2 separate regions of the Mus musculus genome follow, and region 1 is linked to region 2. A link is a loop called in an ENCODE intact Hi-C map of the cell type or tissue named here. Cell type or tissue: heart. All regions are shown on one strand. Each heading gives the region's core, and the rest is flanking DNA. Links, peaks and the distances in the headings are about the cores only.

What was found. A loop is a pair of places that touch in the nucleus more often than their neighbours do. Peaks named below come from ENCODE experiments on the same cell type or tissue, not always from the same donor. Only the 100,000 strongest peaks of a DNase experiment are listed, where the experiment ranks them.
Region 1: a loop joins it to region 2, with 2.3 times the contacts of the local background. A loop is called at or near these places in 3 of 42 quality-filtered maps.

What each region holds. Positions count from the first base shown.
Region 1 is chr1:135,615,873-135,624,891 of GRCm38, reverse strand. It overlaps a transcript of Nav1 not described here. Among named protein-coding and RNA genes, the nearest start is that of Gm4793, 23 kb to the right of the region's middle. In heart, for the core only: no CTCF peak of the experiment used is centred there; DNase peaks (open chromatin) are centred at 3,361 and 4,831; H3K27ac peaks cover 582 bases.
Region 2 is chr1:135,665,474-135,674,492 of GRCm38, reverse strand. It overlaps a transcript of Nav1 not described here. Among named protein-coding and RNA genes, the nearest start is that of Gm32835, 18 kb to the left of the region's middle. In heart, for the core only: CTCF peaks have their summits at 2,244 (motif pointing left), 2,934 (motif pointing left) and 3,859 (motif pointing right); DNase peaks (open chromatin) are centred at 892, 3,932, 4,492, 5,972 and 3 weaker places; H3K27ac peaks cover 2,999 bases.

The DNA.
Region 1 (9,019 bases), core at 742-8,741, 50 kb after region 2:
ACCTTGGGAGCCAATCCTGTACCTTTAGCATCTGGTTGCCAAGCAACAGGCTCTCTACCTGCCCCGTTGTGTTAGAATCTCCATGGCAACAAACATTGCCAAAAAGGAAGGGAGGGAAGAATCAGGTGGTAGCAAGAGGACCCTGTACTTCGGGACAGGACATTAGTACTGTTTTGACAGCAGCAAGATGCTCACTCTTGTGGTTCCCTGAGGATGTCATAGTTTATTTAAACCTAAATGTTCTGAGGTGGCTTGTAGTGAGTTGGGGAAGATAGACTTCAGCTTGGGGCTGTTCATGTGAAGTGCAGGGCAGGGTGCCATGGACACTTTTTACATGGACAGATGGAACAGGGCCATGTGTGCTCCTCTCTGTGAGATAGTTCTGAAACCCAGACGAGGCAGGGCTTCTCAGTTAGGTTGGTGAGACAGGCAATGAAGAGTTTCTCCTTGCTGGTCAGTGGTGGTGGACGCCTTTAGTCCCAGCACTTGGGAGGCAGAAGCAGGCGGATTTCTGAGTTCAAGGCCAGCCTGGTCTACATAGTGAGTTCCAGGATAGCCAGGGCTATACAGAGAAACCCTGTCTTGAAAAAATTAAAAAAAAAAAACCAACAACAAAAAAATGTTTCTCCACAGGCCACATGTAGGGCTGTATGTGAACAAGGTCTTGCCTGGCTTACAGCATTGAGGGTCATAGGTAAAGGAGGGAGGATATCATAAAAGCTTATGTCCACCCGCCCTGTCCCACTCCCTTGTGGATAGTGACCAGCCAGGACTCTCTGGAAGGCAAGTAGCCTCATACAATAAGACCTCCTCTCCTGTGGACAGAGCAAGCTGCGCTAGCTGTGCTTTCTACTCAAGACAGATCATGTGGACAACTGTCCATCTTAGTACCCAGCACTCACAGAGGCTCCGAGGTTACAGGTAACCCTGCCTCACTGGCGTTTTCCTGTGCTATATGGACTGCAAGGCTTTTCCGAGGCCACAGGTAACCACACCCCTAGTACTGAGATTCCAGGTAGAGGAACAACCCTGTCTCTTTAAACACCAAGAGGGCAATGAGGAAGACACAGTCCCATTATTTAATACTCTCTATGGACAGAAAGTTGTCAGCCCCAATTCAGAGCATTTCAGGTTTGATTGATTGATTGGTTGGTTGGTTGGTTGGTTGATGATTGATTGATTGGTTGATTGATTGGCTAATTGACTTTGAGACAGGCTCTCACTGAGTGGTACTGTCTTGGTACTCACTTTATAAATCAGGCTGGCCTTGAACTCACAGCGATCTATCTGCTTCTGCCTCTCAAATGCTAGAAGTAAAGGCATGTGCCTCCATACTCAGCCAGCCCAGGTTCTTAGTTTAGTGGGAGGGAGAACAGATGGGCTCTGCTCACTAGTGAGGGTACCTTCTCCAGCTGGGCTCCCCTACCTATTTGGCCTGTTCATGCTCTGGTATGATCGGTCAGGCTCCAGCGGGTGACAGGCCCACCGCAGAACACAGCAGCAGTGATGGAGGATGCTTGCTGATAAGAATGAGTCAGATGCTCCAGACACTGATGCAGAAGGAGTTGGCTGAGTTTTTGGAGCACCAATCTGCAATTGGTAGCTGAGCAGCTTTTCAGGACTTTCCTCCTGGACACAATGGTTCTCCCTCTAAGAATGAAGCCTAAGGAAATGGCTCGAATCACAAACGAAATGTATTTGGGTTTATCACACTCTTATGCACCATGGTGGGAAGCCTCCAGACTGTGGTGGTACACACTTTAATCCCAGTACTCAGAGGCAGAGGCAGGCAAATCTCTAACTCTGAGGCTACCCTGGTCTACAGAGTGAGTTCCAGGACAGTCAGGGCTATACAGAGAGACCCTGTTTCTGAAAAACAAAAACAACAAACCAAACCAAACCAAAAAAAAAAAAAAAAAAAAAAAAAACCAACAACAACAAAAACCCCCAAAACAAACAAAACAAAACAAAAAACCACAACAGTGGAAAACTGGAAGCATAGTCTATGGGCAGCAATGGTAGACAGATTAGCTAGGGTTCAGGCAATACATTCACATACTATTCATGGTCCAATAAGTGTATTTTGAATGACTTTTGGAGACTAAAAAGTAAAAAGTACAGGTGCTTAGTCTATAGTAAAGAGATATATACTTATAGCAATAGTACAGTCAGAGTTTTATAGTATATGTGTGGTTTTGGATTTTTTCTAATATATATGTTTTGTTTTTAAGATTTATTTTTATTTATATGTATGCATACGTGTCAGGTGTGTGCTGGTGTCTACAGAGGCTGGCAGAGGGCTTTGGATCCCCTGGAGCAGACATTGTGAGGGTCTTACCTGGGTGCTTGGGAATAGAACTCGGATCCTTAGGAAAGCAGCAAGCGTTCTTAACCTCTGAGCTATCTCTCCAGCTATAATAATAATATTAACAATAATAAATAATGATAAATAAAACACTATAATTGATGGTGATAATAATAATAATTTTAAAGTACTTTCCATGTGTTTCTATGCTGAGTGCTTGCTTCAATTGGTTTTTTTTTTTTAAGATTTATTTATTTTATATATTTGGGTGCTCTGTGTACACCTGCATGCCAGAAGAGGATTATTGGATCTCATTTCAGATGGTTGTGAGCCACCATGTGGTGGCTGGGAATTGAACTCAGGACCTCTGGAAGAGCAGTCAGTGCTCTTAACCACTAAGCCATCTCTTCAGCCCTCGTTTGTTTCGTCTTAACGGTTCAGTGATATTTGTCACCCTTGTTTTCTAGAAGCAGCTAAGGCTTAAAAGAGGCTAAGCAACTTTCCAGAAGCCACACACCTTATAGATAGATTCTCCATACACCCTAAAAGTACCCATGAAGAGTTAATACTGTAACTGAGTCGGGGTGAGGGTAGGTGAGAGGTACTGATTTGCCTGACCTGCAGTTTCAAAGCCAAGCAGGCAGACTCCAGCCCTGAAGACTTTCTGCTCTGCTCCTCAGGTAGCCCTGCTCAAACCCTCTCATGGAGAGCACGCTATGTTGTTATGCTGTTCTGAGACCTTAGACCTACACTTACAGGGTGCTGATGATGCCCAGCAGTGGCCTGCTGGCAAAAATCCAGCTCCCCACCCCCCACCACCACTCCCCACCACTCCCCCTCCCCCAACCCCTTCCCCCACTGCACACACGGGAAAGTAGCTTGGAGGCTTGGAAGGTATTCCAGAATCCTGGAGAGCTCTCCTCTGCCCTGCTGTCAAAGAACCTCCCTTCCCGTGGCCCAGCCTTTGCTGAATGAGACAGTCCATCAGCCCAACTGGAAAACTCATCTATGAAGAAATGCTGGAAGCCTTGGGTTGGGAGAGAAAAGTCATAAAGCGAACGTGAGAAAGATGGAGACTGTCACCTGGCTCCCTGCCTGGGGCTCACTCCAACTGATGGAGGTCCCCACCCTCAAGGCTCCAAGCACAGTGGCTCCTCCCCCACCCAGCAGCTGCTGTGTCATTCCACCCTGTACCTAAGCTGTCACTTAAGAAACAAAACCTCCTATAGGGTTGCAGACCCCTTCAGCTCCTTGGGTGCTTTCTTTAGCTCCTCCATTGAGGGCCCTGTGTTCCATCCAATAGATGCTGTGAGCATCCACTTCTGTATTTCCCAGGCACTGGCATAGCCTCACACGAGACAGCTATATCAGCTATATCAGGGTCCTTTCAGCAAAATCTTGCTGGCATGTGCAATAGTGTCTGCATTTGGTAACTGATTATGGGATGGGTCCCTGGGTGGGGTAGTCTCTAGATGGTCCATCCTTTCATCTTAGCTCCAAACTTTGTAACTCCTTCCCTGGGTATTTTGTTCCCTAGTCTAAGGAGGAATGAAGTATCCACACACTGGTCTTCCTTCTTCTTGATTTTCTTGTATTTTGCAAATTGTATCAGGTATTCTAAGTTTCTGGGCTAGGTGGAACAACAGTATGAACTAACCAGTACCCCTAGAGCTCGTGTCTCTAGCTGCATATGTAGCAGAAGATGGCCTAGTCGGCCATCATTGGGAAGAGAGGCCCCTTGGTCTTGCAAACTTTATATGCCCCAGTACAGGGGAATGCCAGGGCCAAGAAGTGGGAGTGGGTGGGTAAGGGAACAGGGCAGGGGGAGGGTATAGGGAACTTTCAGGATAGCATTTGAAATGTAAATGAAGAAAATATCTAATAAAAAATTGAAAAAAAAAGAAAGAAAGGAATGAAAGAAAGAAAGAAAGAAAGGAAGGAAGGAAGGAAGGAAGGAAGGAAGGAAGAAAGAAAGAAAGAAAGAAAGAAAGAAAGAAAGAAAGAAAGAAAGAAAGAAAGAAAGAAAGAAAGAAAGAAAGAAAACCTCCAGCAGGTTTCTTAAGTCCTGGTCCTTAGGACCCAGACATCTGTGTCCTGTAGCTTCAACCTCCAAAGCTTATGATCTTCATTACAGGAGATGAACACAGTGCTAGCATGTTTGGAGTCGAGGCTGTGAAGCAGGAACATTCTGGATTCCAGGAGAGTGCCTGGGAGGAGCAGGGAGGAGAGGGGGTGGGGAGGTCGGGGATCAGGGGAAGGAGAGTGGCTTTTCTGCCCCACTGTATAGTTAGCTGTAGGAAACTGTGGGCGGGCTTCATGCTTCCCAGGCCCAGCCCAGCCTCCCCAGGAGGCATTTACAGCAGGCCTCCAGCCCCCTGTGATTTGTGGGACAGTTTTAAACCACCGATTTTCATTAGCATTAAATCATTCCTCTTGGCTAATTGAAAAGGAACCAAGGATACTGCTTTGAGCGGAACCCATTGGATGGAGCAATTCAGCAAGACAGGCAGATATGCTGACTGCAGGAGTCTGTAGCCAGGAAGTTCCGAGGCCCCTCCCTCAAGTTTAGACTTCACTTCTGCTTCTGAGGCCAGGACTGAGATAAGCGAGCCCCAGAATGAAGAACTAGACAACGTATTTGATTTTTTTTCTTTTTTCTTTTTCTTTTTAGCTAGGGGGTAGAGGTTAGATACTTGGAAGAACTTCTAGCCCAGGGAAAAGAAATAACTGGTTCTGAGATCAAGGAGAGGAAGGCAGTAACCGTCCCTCTGTGTGGTGCCCTGTCTTTGGCAGCCTGGGTGTAGGTTCCTTCATGGTTAGGGAACAGCCAGGGAACACTGAGAAGTAGGTGGTGGGCAAGCCGAATCTGGGCTTTTCAGCTTTCAGAAGCCTCTGTTGGGAGCAGCAGGGCCTGGCTGGAGGCGATGCGGGGCTCTCGCCTGATGATTTACACAGAGTCACTTTGAGCGCCTGAGATTATCTCAGGAGCTGGGTCTTCCTCTGTAAGCACATGCCACTCTTAGGTCAGAAAAGAAGCCATGCCAGTCTGAAGGATCAGGGACTTTTTAAGAACTGCCAGAGGCCTGGGGCTCAGAGGGGATACGGGAGGGAAATAGTGGATTCCGTTGCCTCTGAACAACCTTAATCCCTGTTGTGAGCCAGGAGCCAGCCAGGCGGGCTCAGGGTACTGAGCCCACGCTGCTCCTTTGCCAAGTCGTAGCCATTTCCTCTGCCTTCTGCCAATCCTCTACCCACTCAATGGGTACACTAGCCGCCTGCCCTGTCTCCTCTCTATGCTGCCTAGGGTGATTCCCCTCTCTGCCAAGGACTTGGCAGCCAGATTGGTGGCGGATGTCACAGACACCTCTTAGATTGTCCTTTGTCTGTTCTCAGAGGCTGTCAGAGGTTGGAGGCTAGACCAGATTAACACTAGTAAATAAATGTCTCTGGTGGCTTCATCCTCAACCCTGAGAGTCTCTTTACAATTTCAGATCTGAGAAAGATTGAGGTTTAACATTGATGGGAGGCTGAGTGATCGCCTCAGGTTCTGCTGCCACTTCACACAGTGACTCAGGACAAGCTCCTTCCTTGCAGGCAGAGCATGCCTGTCTTTGCCTGTACATCCTGCCCCAGGTATCACACATGAATTGTATCAGGTCCATAACTCCGTTCTCCAAGGAAAGCCGGATGCTACTACAGGCCACCGGACTGAATTGGAAACAGACCAAAGGGAAGGACAGCAAGGGGCAGTGTAGTTGGTAAAGTGCTTGTCATGCACACATAATGGCCCAAGTTAGTTCCCAGTGTATTTATTTACTTAAAAGCTGGGGACAATGGTGGCATGTGCTTATAGGTCCATTGCTGGAGAGGTAGGGACAGGAGGATCCGTGAGGCTTCCTGGCCAGTCAGCTGAATTAGCAAGTACCTGATCATAATGAGAGACCCTGTTTCAAAACCAAAAAAAGCAAGGTTAGCAAAGTGGTGGTGGCACATGTCTTTAATCCCAGCATTCAGGAGGTAGATACAGGTCAGTCTCTGAGTTTGAAGCCAGTCTGGTCTACAGAGTGAGTTCCAGAACAGCCAGGGATACACAGAGAAACCATGTCTCAAAAAAAGAAAAGAAAAAGAAAGAAGAAAGAAAAAAAGAAAAGAAAAAGTCAAAACGGGCTAATTTTTAAACAAATTAAAAAATAAATTTGAAAAATAATGTATGCGTTTAAGAACATATGAGGGTGAACATGTGTGTTTTGTATGTGAGTTCATGTGTATGTATGAGAGTGTGTGACTGTGTGTATTCATGAGTGAGTGTGTATGTATGTGTATGTGTGGTTTACCTGTGCCTGTATGCAAGTGTGTGCCCCTGTATGTCTGGTCTGGGTATGAGTGTTGTGTATCTCGGGGGATCGGTGCATATCTCTGTGTGTTTGGTACAAGCATGTATGTCTATGGAACATATAAGCATCAGAAATATGTTGATCATGGTTCTGGAAGTTGAGATCTTGAGATCAAGTCATTAGCAGATTCATTGTCTGATAAAGGCCACCTCTTGTCCCGGCTCTTCTGTGTCTTCACGTCACCACGTCACAGAAGGACAACAGCTTCTCTTAAGCCACGTGGAAGAGGGCACTAATCCTGTTTATAGAATCTCTGCCCTGACTTAGTCATTTCCCAAGATCCCGGCCTTTGAATGCTACACCTTGGAGGTTAGTTTCAGCTTGTGAAACAAATTATTGAGACCATAGAGTCTTTGTGTGTGTGTGTGTGTGTGTGTGTGTGTGTGTGTGTGTGTGTGTGTGGTGTTTGTCCAAAGGGTAAAGTAGCCCAAGCCACCACTTTGCTGTGGCACCAAAGGACTCAGCTGTCTCTTCTCTGATGTGATGGCTCAGCCCCCAGACATAGCTATCTGTTCTCGGTGCCTCTTGGGAACCACACAGGGGTCCCAGCCAGAAGAAAAGCCTGGATGGAGGCTAGGCTATAATAGGAAGGAAGTGATGTCAGGGATGGAGGCTAGGCTATAGGAAGGAAGTACTGTCAGGATTACAACAGCAAAGAGACCCATGGCAGATGGAGTAAGACAGCGTGCAGTAAGTTCCTATGGCCCAAGCCTGCCTCCCTCTGTGTCATCCTACCCACCCTCCTTTCCCAGATGTTGTGCCTAGACTATCTTCCTTTGGAGAGGGCCTCACTTTCAGGAGGATTCCATAACAATGCGCTCTCTTTTAACACATGACATGTTTATTTTATGTGTTTTTTATTTTCTGAGTGTTTGCATATATGTATGTTTGTGTATTATGTGCATACCTAATACCCTCTGAGTCCAGAAAAGGGCTTGAGATCCCACAGGACTGGTCCTATAGACATTTGTGAACCACCATGCAAGTGCTGGGACTAGAACCCAAGTCCTTTGGAAGAGGAACCAGTGCTTTCAGCCACTCAGCCATCTCTCCAGCCTGTTTGAAAACTATGTGTATGTCTATGTGTAGGTGTGTGCTCTTGAATGCACATGCCCACTGAGTACAGGGGGTGGCATCAGATCCCCTGGAGCTAGGGTTACAGGCAGCTGTAAACTGCATGGTGTAGATGTTGGAGGCAGAACTTGGGTCTTCTGAAAGAGCAGTATGTTTTGTCTTCGTTTTAATGATCATTCGTCATGTGTAGGTGTCTGAGGGGGCTGGAGGGGTATCAGATCTCCTGAAATTAGGGTTACAGGTTGTTGAGAGCTGTCTGCTGTGGAAGCTGGGAATCAAACTCCGGCTGTCTTCAAGAACACGTACTGACCCACCTCTCTTGCCTACGCAGTATACTCTTAACTGCTGTGTATTCTCACCAGCCCCCTGCCATAGTTTTAAACATAGGAAAATTTGTGCCTAGCTTTGATATATCCACTCCACTCCAGTCCTGCATAAATCAACTGACCTAATGAGACTCAAATGAAGATGAAGTTTAGGTCAGAAGTGAAACCTTCTGTGCAGGGTTTGTACTGCTTTGAAATGGCTGACCGCAGAGAGAGATCAGAGCTGTGATGAGGACTTGCCTTACTAACAGACAGCACTGTGTAAGAACGAGACTCTTGTACCCTTTCTCACAACTCCCCCCGTCTGTATATCTAGTGCTCCGGGCTGCTTCTATACCATGGGCACAAAGCATCAGTGCCCATATTTGCATAGCAGTGTGTGGGGGCGTGGCAAATCCAGGCGGGCTCAGGATCTGCATTTAGCTACCACTCTGTACTATGTGGAACGCTCCAGGGCTCTTCTCTCCCCACTTTCCCTTTCTTCTCCTCCACCCTTTTTTTAAATTTATTTCAAAGTAATATACCCATACTCTTCATAGTGTGGTTAAGATGTTCCGACCTTGTGAAATGGGCATCTTAACTCTTTCCTCTAAAGAGCTGTGGCTCCTTTAACCGGCAGTTGCGGGAGGAGCTGTCCTATCAGCACCACGGCCGGTCCCACCCTGCAGAGACTGCGGGCTGCCGTTCAAGGGCAAGTAGGGCGGAGAAAAGACAGTCTAGAACTAGCCATCTGGATAGTTCCCAGCCTCACTGGGGACTGCCTTCCTCCCCAACGCCTGTCCCAGGCCTTGCAGAATGGAGAGAGCTAGCGTTTAGGTTCTCACCACCTTCTAAGCTACACTGAAATATTTATAGGCCCAAAATACTTCTTGGCTCTGGGATTTGCAGAGCATTAAGCCAGTTAGCTGGCATTTGTCCTG
Region 2 (9,019 bases), core at 542-8,541:
CATTCATACCATGAAACCCACAGCGAAGAGTCCCTCTTGCCTCTTCTCACTGCCAGTGTTTGCCAGCACTTGGCCTCCCTTGGTCTGCAGATCCATCAATCCAGACTTCCTCTCCATCACTATGGTCCATCACTATGGAGACCACATGGTTTTCCTGTGGCCCTCTCATATTGTCTGATTGCTGTGTGTGTCTGTGTCCAAATGGCCCTCTTGTTAGTACAGAGGTCATATCGGGTGAGAGACCCACTTCCTACCTCGACCAGACGTCATTTTAACCAATTATATCTGCCATGACCCTACTCCAAATAAAACCATCTTCTGAGAAAAATTGGAATTCAACTGTCTTTACTGGTGACACCTTCAGTCCACCCGAAGATGCCACCACAGCTGGAGTACTCCTTTGTAGGTGTGATGTGTTAGGCAAGTGTCAAGGGATTTTTAGCCTGGGTTATGACTGATCTGTCCCTTGGGACAGAATTCATATAAATCTCTCTGAGTCTCTTTCTTACAAAACGGACCTCAGGTTCTCCCCACAAGTAGAGCCTGTGGCTCTGCCTCTGAAGTTAGGGCTCCAGGGCACTGGGAGAGTTGTGGGGCCCTTGCACATACAGACATCATCAAAGAAACCCAGGTTGGAACCCAAGAGACACTTCAACTCTGATACTCATCTGCGATCTCAGGTTTCTCGTCCTGATGTCAAGGATCACGGAAAGCCAGTGTCCTCCACCGCAGTCCCTGTGCGGTGGCCCCTTCCTCAGTGAGGTCTACAAGGAGGGAGCCACACTATAAATAGCACCCCACATCCAAAGTCCTTCTTCCTGTGCAGGAAGCACCGAGGTCTAAAGGAAGGAAAAACGTGTTTCCGGAAGAGAGGCCAGGAAAAAGAAAAGCCAAGCGGGGGCGGACCCAGCTGAGTTCCGGGTGCTGGATGAGAGATGCAATGAGGCCGGTTCAGCAGGTGTATGCTAGGGTTTGATGCCAGCTTCTGGTGTTGGCATGTGACCCTGCCTGGGGCCTGCCGTTCAAGGACCTCCTGAGAATGGAAAGAGACCCGTGTGAAAACTTGAGGCTGGAGACTTAGGAGGTCAGGGCCAAGAGAGATTTGTTAATGCTGGGTCCGTTCGTCTGCTCACTGAATATTTCTCATTTTGCGATGAGGTAGATGTTCATAGAGAGCAAGGTGAGGTGCTTTTTGTAAGAATGGTTGGGAAAAAGCCAATGATCACGGGTGTTAAGCACAGCAGAGGCAACTCAGGGTCCTGGGAGATGGGAAAAGGCAACAGCAGGAGAGGCAGGAAAGATCCTGGGAGATAAAGATGGCTCCTCCTGGCCTCTTAGGAATTCAGTCAAGCCCAGGGAACGAGGCTGGAGGCTTCCAAGTGGGGAGGGAGGTGTGGGGATGAGAAGGTGGAGCGGCTGAGCAGTATCTACCCGCTCTCCTTTCTCCTGGCTCTCAGGTGCCCACCCCGAACTGTAACTGGGTCTACAGAGCAGTCCTTATCCCTCCAGAGACCCCTGATGGACCTCAGGGGCCTTTGCCCCTGCCTAGCTAGAGGAGAGGACACCCTCCATTGCCTGTGTAGACAACATGGGAATGGGGTGACCACACTCCAAGGCCAGGCCAAGCATCAAGAAGCCCCGGAAAAGCATCTATCTTCTCGGAAGAGCCAGAGGCCTGGTGGACAGCTCTGTGGTGGCAATTATCACCATGAGAGCTCAGGGCTGTGGGCTCCTTTCTAGTGCAGAGGGCATCAGAGTCACCCAGTGACTCTCAGCTCCTACTCCTGGCTCTCCAGCCCTCTGTGATGCTGCCAGACCGCAGGCCCCCTTAGTGGCCGACACACAGATGGGTTGCTGTTTCTGTAAGAAAGCCCTAGAAAGTCCTGGTATCAAGTTCAGATTCCTCTGCATTCCCACGGCACCAACAGTGATGTTGAAATGCAATATTTCCACCCCCCATCCTTCCAACCAGGGTGGTTTGTGATTAGAATCCAGTCAGGATCCCAGGGCCTCTGAGGAGCCTGGGCAAATTTCAGCCCAGTTTCCTGTTTTATAAAATAGTGCACAGTGGTTCAGGAAGAAAAACAAAAGCTTGGCATGTGTGCTCATCCAGCGTCCCTTAGCATAGCCCCTGAACATATCCTATAGTCCCCGTCCTAGTGTCCATGTGCCCAAACACAGAGGCAACCCTGGGAGATGGTTAAGGCTTGCTTTTAGGTTGTCTGCCCTCCATGGGGAGCCCACACTGACTGCATCTTCTCCCCGAGCACCGTCCTCTGCTGGCGGTGACTTGCCAGCAGATATCTCTTCATCGTCCCAGTTTCTACATGAGTTCACCGTGGCCCACTTGCTCACACCCCTTACACTGGGAAGAACAGGCCATTGCCCAGGAAACCGCTGGCTGCAATCCAGTCCCTTTACTGTAATCATGTTGAGAAAAAAGGCAGGCATGACTTTGCTTCGGCAGGAATTAAAAGATGAAGGGAAGAAGGAAGGGGACACCAAGGTCATTTCTATGGCTCTTGTAAAAAGACAGAGGATGCCTCGGAAGCTGAAGAAGAGATGCTGTCTCTGTGCTGTGCTGTGTGGCACCTGAGATGTGGTCGCTGTGTTGTGCTGTGCTATATATGGTATCCAAAATGCTGTCTCTGTGCTATGCCGTGTGGCTCCTGAGATACCGTCTTTGTGCTGTGCTGTGGTGGCAATGGAGCCTTATGTGAGGCATTCAAAGGGGCAGAAAGGAGGCAACCTAGGGTTCCAAAAAAAAGCAGATGAAAAACAAAGCAAACAGCACCAGTAAAGAGGTCTGGATGGATGGCTCAATGGTTAGGAGTTCCTGCTACTCCTCCCAAAGTTCTTGTTTGCCTCCCAGCACCCACCTTAGGTGGCTCACAACTGCCTGTAACTCCAGCTCTAGGGGATCCAGCGCCCTCTTCTGGCCATGCACAGGGCTTACACTCATATATCATATGCATACACATACATAAAAATAAAATATAATAATAACAACATAAAGCCAGTATCAGAGTAAGGGGGAAATAGAATTGTGTTTCTATGCTTCTGATACTTCCTAGGTGTGTGTTTTTGTGTCTGACTTTGTTTGTGACTTAGAATATACCATGTGCCATGTGCCTGTTCCTGTCTCTGAACCTTCATCTGTAACAGGGAGCTAACTCTAACCTAGCTCACCGGACAGCCTAGCTTATGGGGACATCTGTATAACAGAGTCTGTGTAATAACACACTTAGCTTAGCACCTGGCTTGCAGAAACCAGAGATTATTGACAAATAGTCGCTCACGGACAAGACACTTGACCTTCTGAGACCCGACCCTCCACTCTGTAAACTGGGGTTTGACTCTGGTTCCCTTTGGGCCTGCTGAGAGACTGTGGCTGCAGATGTTGTGGCATAAGATGGGTTCTCAGTGAATGAGTGCTTCCTTAGGGAATGCTTGAAGTTCCCCTTTGGGGTGACCAGAAGCAGATCCCTGTCCCCTGAGAAGCCCACACTGTGGCTTTCAAGTCTCTGCATGGGATGGAGGCTTAGGATTTTCCTCTGGCAGGGGTAGCATCTCAGACAGGAGAGGCTGAAAGAGTTTTGAGAGACATGAGAGTATGCTGTAGCCGGATGAAGGCTTTCACAGAAGGTGTGGCCAGAGTGCAGAAGCACTGGCCTCCTCTCTCCTCCAAGGGTTTGGTTTAGAAGTTGTCAAGGACCACAAGCTGTTCTTCCACTTCCTTTTGAGCAGGGCCTAAGTCATCTGGCGCCGACTGTATCATAGAGGCCTTGGGAAGAGATGGTGCAAAAGGAGATAGGAAATCTGGTTCACCCTTTGTCTGCGTGTCTGTGCATCGTTCTGTGGCTACCACTAGAGGGCGCAGTTGCCCAGCACAACCCACAGGATTCCCACGCCCTCCTCTGCAGCAGCCAGCTGGCCCCTGCGTCATTTGGGCTGGGAAAAGCAGCGAGGCTTACCCACTCAACTCTACACTAGATGAAAGACGGGGGTGGGTGAGAGCCTCGGGTGGGGCAGCCCTGCACTGTATGGGAAAACTAGGCGAGCAGAGGACTTTAACGGCCTAGAGAGCAGAGCTGGGTCTGTTACCCTCAATGGTGTTTAAGACTTTGATTCTTGGCATAGGCTCTATCTATAGAACTACCCCTGTCCCACAAAAACAAACAAACAAACAAACAACCTCAGTTTTTCTCTTTATTCTCCTGGACTATCAAGTATGTTGGGTGATTTCAAACAGACTTAGATGGTGTTGGTTGGCAAAAACAAACCGTCAATGTTGTCTAGTCTGGCTGTCTCTGGAGTCTTCTTTTCTTGCGGTTACTGGGACCCGCAGCCAGAGCCAGCTTTCCCTCCCCTATCAGCACAACCCTCCTGTGTGGCTCTGCTAACTTGCCCACTGTAGATGGATATAACCCGCCCCAAACTACCATTTGCCTTAGCCTTGGGCTTCCTTGGCTGATGACCAACAGAACTCGTGCATCTGCAGTAACTGGAGGAAGTACAGGAGGAACTGGGATAAGCCTAGGACCCTGGTTCCCTGCCAGAGCCCTTGGCCGTAGCGTGCCTGGAGAGGCAATGATTTAGTGAGACCCTGTCACCTAGCTCTTCAAGTCTCAAGCTGCTGATGCCATAGGAGGATGCCGCTGTGTCTATAAACCCATCTCTGGGGCTGTGTAGCTGCCTTTCTCTTTCCCTCTCTGCAGACCCTCTCTTTGGGAGTGGAGGTACTGCTAAGCACTCACCGTGGTCTTCATATGGTCCACTGGGGTCTTTGGCTCTATGCCATAAGCTGGGTCTCCCAGGGCTCTGAACAGTGATGGACAGACCAAGTTGCTTCCTATCCTCGGAGCCCCAGAGTAGGCAGTGGGCTGGGGGCAGGGGAGGCGGGGCAAATGAATCCAGCATTCCATAGGCTTCCAAATTGTGTGCCTCTGTACTTGCTCTTTCCAAGAATCCTACACAACTACCTAGAGTCTGGTCTGGGGCCAAGCTGGAGTCCTTTCATCCCGAGCCTTCTCCCCCAGAGACCACCGAACTGCAAAGCCTGGACCACAGCTTGCCTCTGCACCGTGAGGGCTCCTCTAGCAGAAAGACGAGAGTCCTTCTGAGAGCCTCCTCCTGACTTTACCCAGACAGGGTTAGCAGACCATCTGGTTCCAGTGTAATATGGTCAGGGAGGCCGTCCTAGATGCAGCGATATTTAATATTAGAGGATATGAACAGGAAGATGAGCTGGTTCCTAGTCAGGATGATAACACAGGAAGAGATGAATCTGCTGCAGTCATACACGGGGCCACCCAGAGGCAGGGTGTGGTCCCATCTGACTTTGCATCCAGGGTCTGCTGCTTACTGGCCGTGACTGTGAACGAGACCTTCCAGTGCTTGCTAAGACTGGATGTGTCTGACACTGGCATTAGAGTGGGCATTATATACGAACTGACTTATTTCTCTTTCTTCTGTTTTCATTTTTGGGCTTTTCTTCTGGGTCCTTTATTTCTAGACTCCGGAAGCTCCCCAGGGAAAGAGATGGTCCTCCCTACCCACCTCAGGCAAAGCCCTGCCTCTTCAACAGTGGGTTGACTTAAGGTCTAGGGCGGTGTCCCTGGCTTGTCTCAGGATCTCCATATCTTGATGCCCAGATTGGGAGTTCTCTGCAGCTAGGGGCTGTGCTTCCCCTATCAGCCTCTTATGTCTTAGTCAGTAAGTACAGCTCGGGCATAAGATGTTCAATGTGGAAAAAAAGGGTCCGCACTGAGTATAACCAATGAAATCTGAGACTCATCGAGCAGCCCCTTGCTTATGAAGGTACCTGGTAGCTCTCAAGGTGTTTTGCTAAGTGTGTTCCAGAACTTGGGTCCTTGTAGACAGAGGGTGTTTCTCAAGTGCAGACATCTGGAGGGCAGATGTGGAGTGGGCTGGGGAGGAGTGAAGTCCTGGAAGACTTGGGATTCCAGGCCCCGTGACTCACTCCCCATTCAAGGCCACTCCTCAGCAGCTGGGCTGCCTAAGGCCTGGGCTGTCTGGAGTTAGCCAGCCAGGTGTGGCTGCACAGTGGTCCCTGGCCTGGGGCACAGCTGTCTCTCAGCTGGATAGGACTGGAGAGCTCCTGACTGGGCACTCTCTCTATGCCATGTTCTCAGAGGTCCCCAGGTTCTGCTGAGCACAGCTGAGGGCGTGGTCTTACAAACAGGCCATTTAAGGGGGTATGTGGAAAGCAGGTGACTTTCTCCTTCTGTTTCAGTTGGGATGGGGTTCCCAGGGTTTGTGTGGTGTGGTGTGTGTGTGTGTGTGTGTGTGTGTGTGTGTGTGTGTGTGTGTGTGTGTTTCCCAGCCTGGGAGCAATGGAAGTGAGCAGATTCAGGGCAGAAGTGTGTGTGAGAGGGGTCTGCGTCTACTGTTTGTCATATCATCAAAGCACTGGGAAGGGGGTGGGTTCTGAGGTCAGCACCTTGGTCCAGGTCCCAGATGATGGTGAAGGTGGCTCAAAATCTTGTCTGAAGCCGGGCGTGGTGGTGCACGCCTTTAATCCCAGCACTCGGGAGGCAGAGGCAGGCAGATTTCTGAGTTCGAGGCCAGCCTGGTCTACAAAGTGAGTTCCAGGACAGCCAGGGCTATACAGAGAAACCCTATCTCGAAAAACAAAAAGAAAAAGAAAAAATTGTCTGAGTATCATTTTCCTCTTTAGAAAAGTGAGACTATTCGCAGCTCAGGGTGAGGCCCGGGGCCAGTGAGGTCTTGTAAGGGAGCTTGGCAAACAAGTCTTACAAGGATAGATGATGGTTAGATTTCGGGGTGACCAGGGCCCTGATTAAGCTGTCCTGGTCTTGTTAGTGAAGTCCTCAGGGAGGAGTGAGGTGGGGAGCGATAGACTAATTAAGAACTGACAGGAGAGACTGAGGGTACATCCATGCTTAGCAAGCCTACAGTGTGACATTTATGGCACTGAAAACAATCAGGTCCCCCGGGACTTGTCTGTCAGCAAAGCTCTGCTCTTCACGGTCACAGTATCTGCCTTCCGTAGCTCTCCAAATACGACCTCATCCCACCCTCACCACCGTCCACTGAGACAGGAGCTGGTGTTCTTGTTTTGTAGATAGAGGATCTGAGGGTATCCGATACAGAGTCCCTAGGTGGCCACATCAGATGGTGACAGATCTCCTACATCCGATTCTAGACTCTGGGTTCCTCATTACCTCAGGTGTAAAGGGGTCCTGCAGGACTTGCAGCAGAGACTTAGGGTACCACCACCCCATCAATGTTAGAGTAGGAGTCTCAGGGGATGGTCCTCTGGCTCAGTTTCAGCAACTTTTCCCAGGCTGGGCTATACTACAGAAAAGCTCGTTGGGGTCTGTTGGGGTCCGTCCTCGTTGTGAGAGGGCTGGCTCAAGGTGAGCCCCTCCCCCTTAGCAGTTCTGCTTGGACCTTTCTCATCCTCCTCGCCCTCACTTATAAGACAGGAGGCGAGTGCTTTCCCTTCTGCTATAAAAGAGGACCACAAGGTGTTGCTTAAAGGGCAGGAATTGTTCTCGTATAGCCCAGTGCATCAGAAGTCCAAAGGATGCCACTGAATAAAGCCAAGAGATAGTTCAATGGTGTATATTGCACTTGCCTAGTGTGCATAAAGACTTGGGCTCCAGCCCCAGCAGTGAAAAAGGAAATAAGACAAAATTGAAGATATCTGTAGAATCAGGAGAATCTATCTGTTCAATGCCCCTGTTGGCTTCCACAGGCCATAGTTCCATCCATCCATGTCCTTCAGAGTCAGTAAGAACCAGACAGCCCCTGAGCTGCCATCCCTCTGGCTGCAGCAGGCAGAGGCTCTGGTTTGTCAGGACGTGTGTGATGTGTTGGTGTTCACCTGGACAGTCTAAGATCTGCTCCCCGTCGTCGGAGGGCTTCTCACAGCTGTAAAGGCCCTTTTGTCATTTTTGGTGACACACATGGGTTTGAACAATAAAGAATGAAGGTCTTGCCGGGCAGTGGTGGTACACGCCTTTAATCCCAGCAATTGGGAGGCAGAGGCAGGCAGATTTCTGAGTTCCAGGCCAGCCTGGTCTATAGAGAGAGTTCCAGGACAACCAGGAACACAGAGCTACACAGAGGCTACACAGAGAAACCCTGTCTCAAAAAACCAAAAAAAAAAAAAAAAAATTAAAAAATGAATGAACATCTTTGGGATTTACCATTCTACCAAACAGGAAAACTGACGGTCCCTATTCTAGTGTCAGGAATAAACATACATATTAAAAGAAAAATGCCATGTAAAATGACTCACATACTAAGCTCTTGGTAAGCACATGGGCATTGCTATTTGTGCAGGTTATTTTTCCTTGTTGCTAGGACCAAATACCTAACAAAAAGTAACTTAATGGGTTGGGTTGGCGGGGGTGGGGGGTGGGGGGTGGATGTTGTTTTATCACAGTTTGAGACCATACAGACCATCATGATGGGGGAAGACGCGCTGGTGTGAATGGCGTATGCCTGTGGCAACAGCAATGTGAGGTGACTGCCTGCTAAGCCTGGAGTAGGGACATTTCAAATCAAACCCTAATACTATCCAGTACTATGTAAGGCACTCAGGACTTTTTAAATGCTAGCTCTTAGTAACATGTCCCAAGCTAGGGAGCTAGAGCCCTCATTTCTGTTGGCTCTCTCCCCATGCCTCAGTTTCCACCACTGTCAAAGGAGAACCCCACCCCCACTACCCCCTGCACTCGGCAGTTCACACGCCAGGCTCCGGAGGCACACAACGTTTCCCTTGTGCTGTGTGCAGGCGGCTGCCAGCGGCGGGCACAGGGCCCGGCCCACTGCTCTCCCAAGGACACAGCATTCACCAGATCACAAGGGAACAGAAGAGCCCCTCTTTTGAAGGGCAGAGAGGTTCCAAGCAGATCACTGCAGGAACTGAACCCTCTCTGTGGGAAAGAATTGCCTCCCTTGTGAAGAGGGAGCACTATTTGAAATGAGTTTTACAATCATTTTTATTAGCAGAGCCCCTGATAAT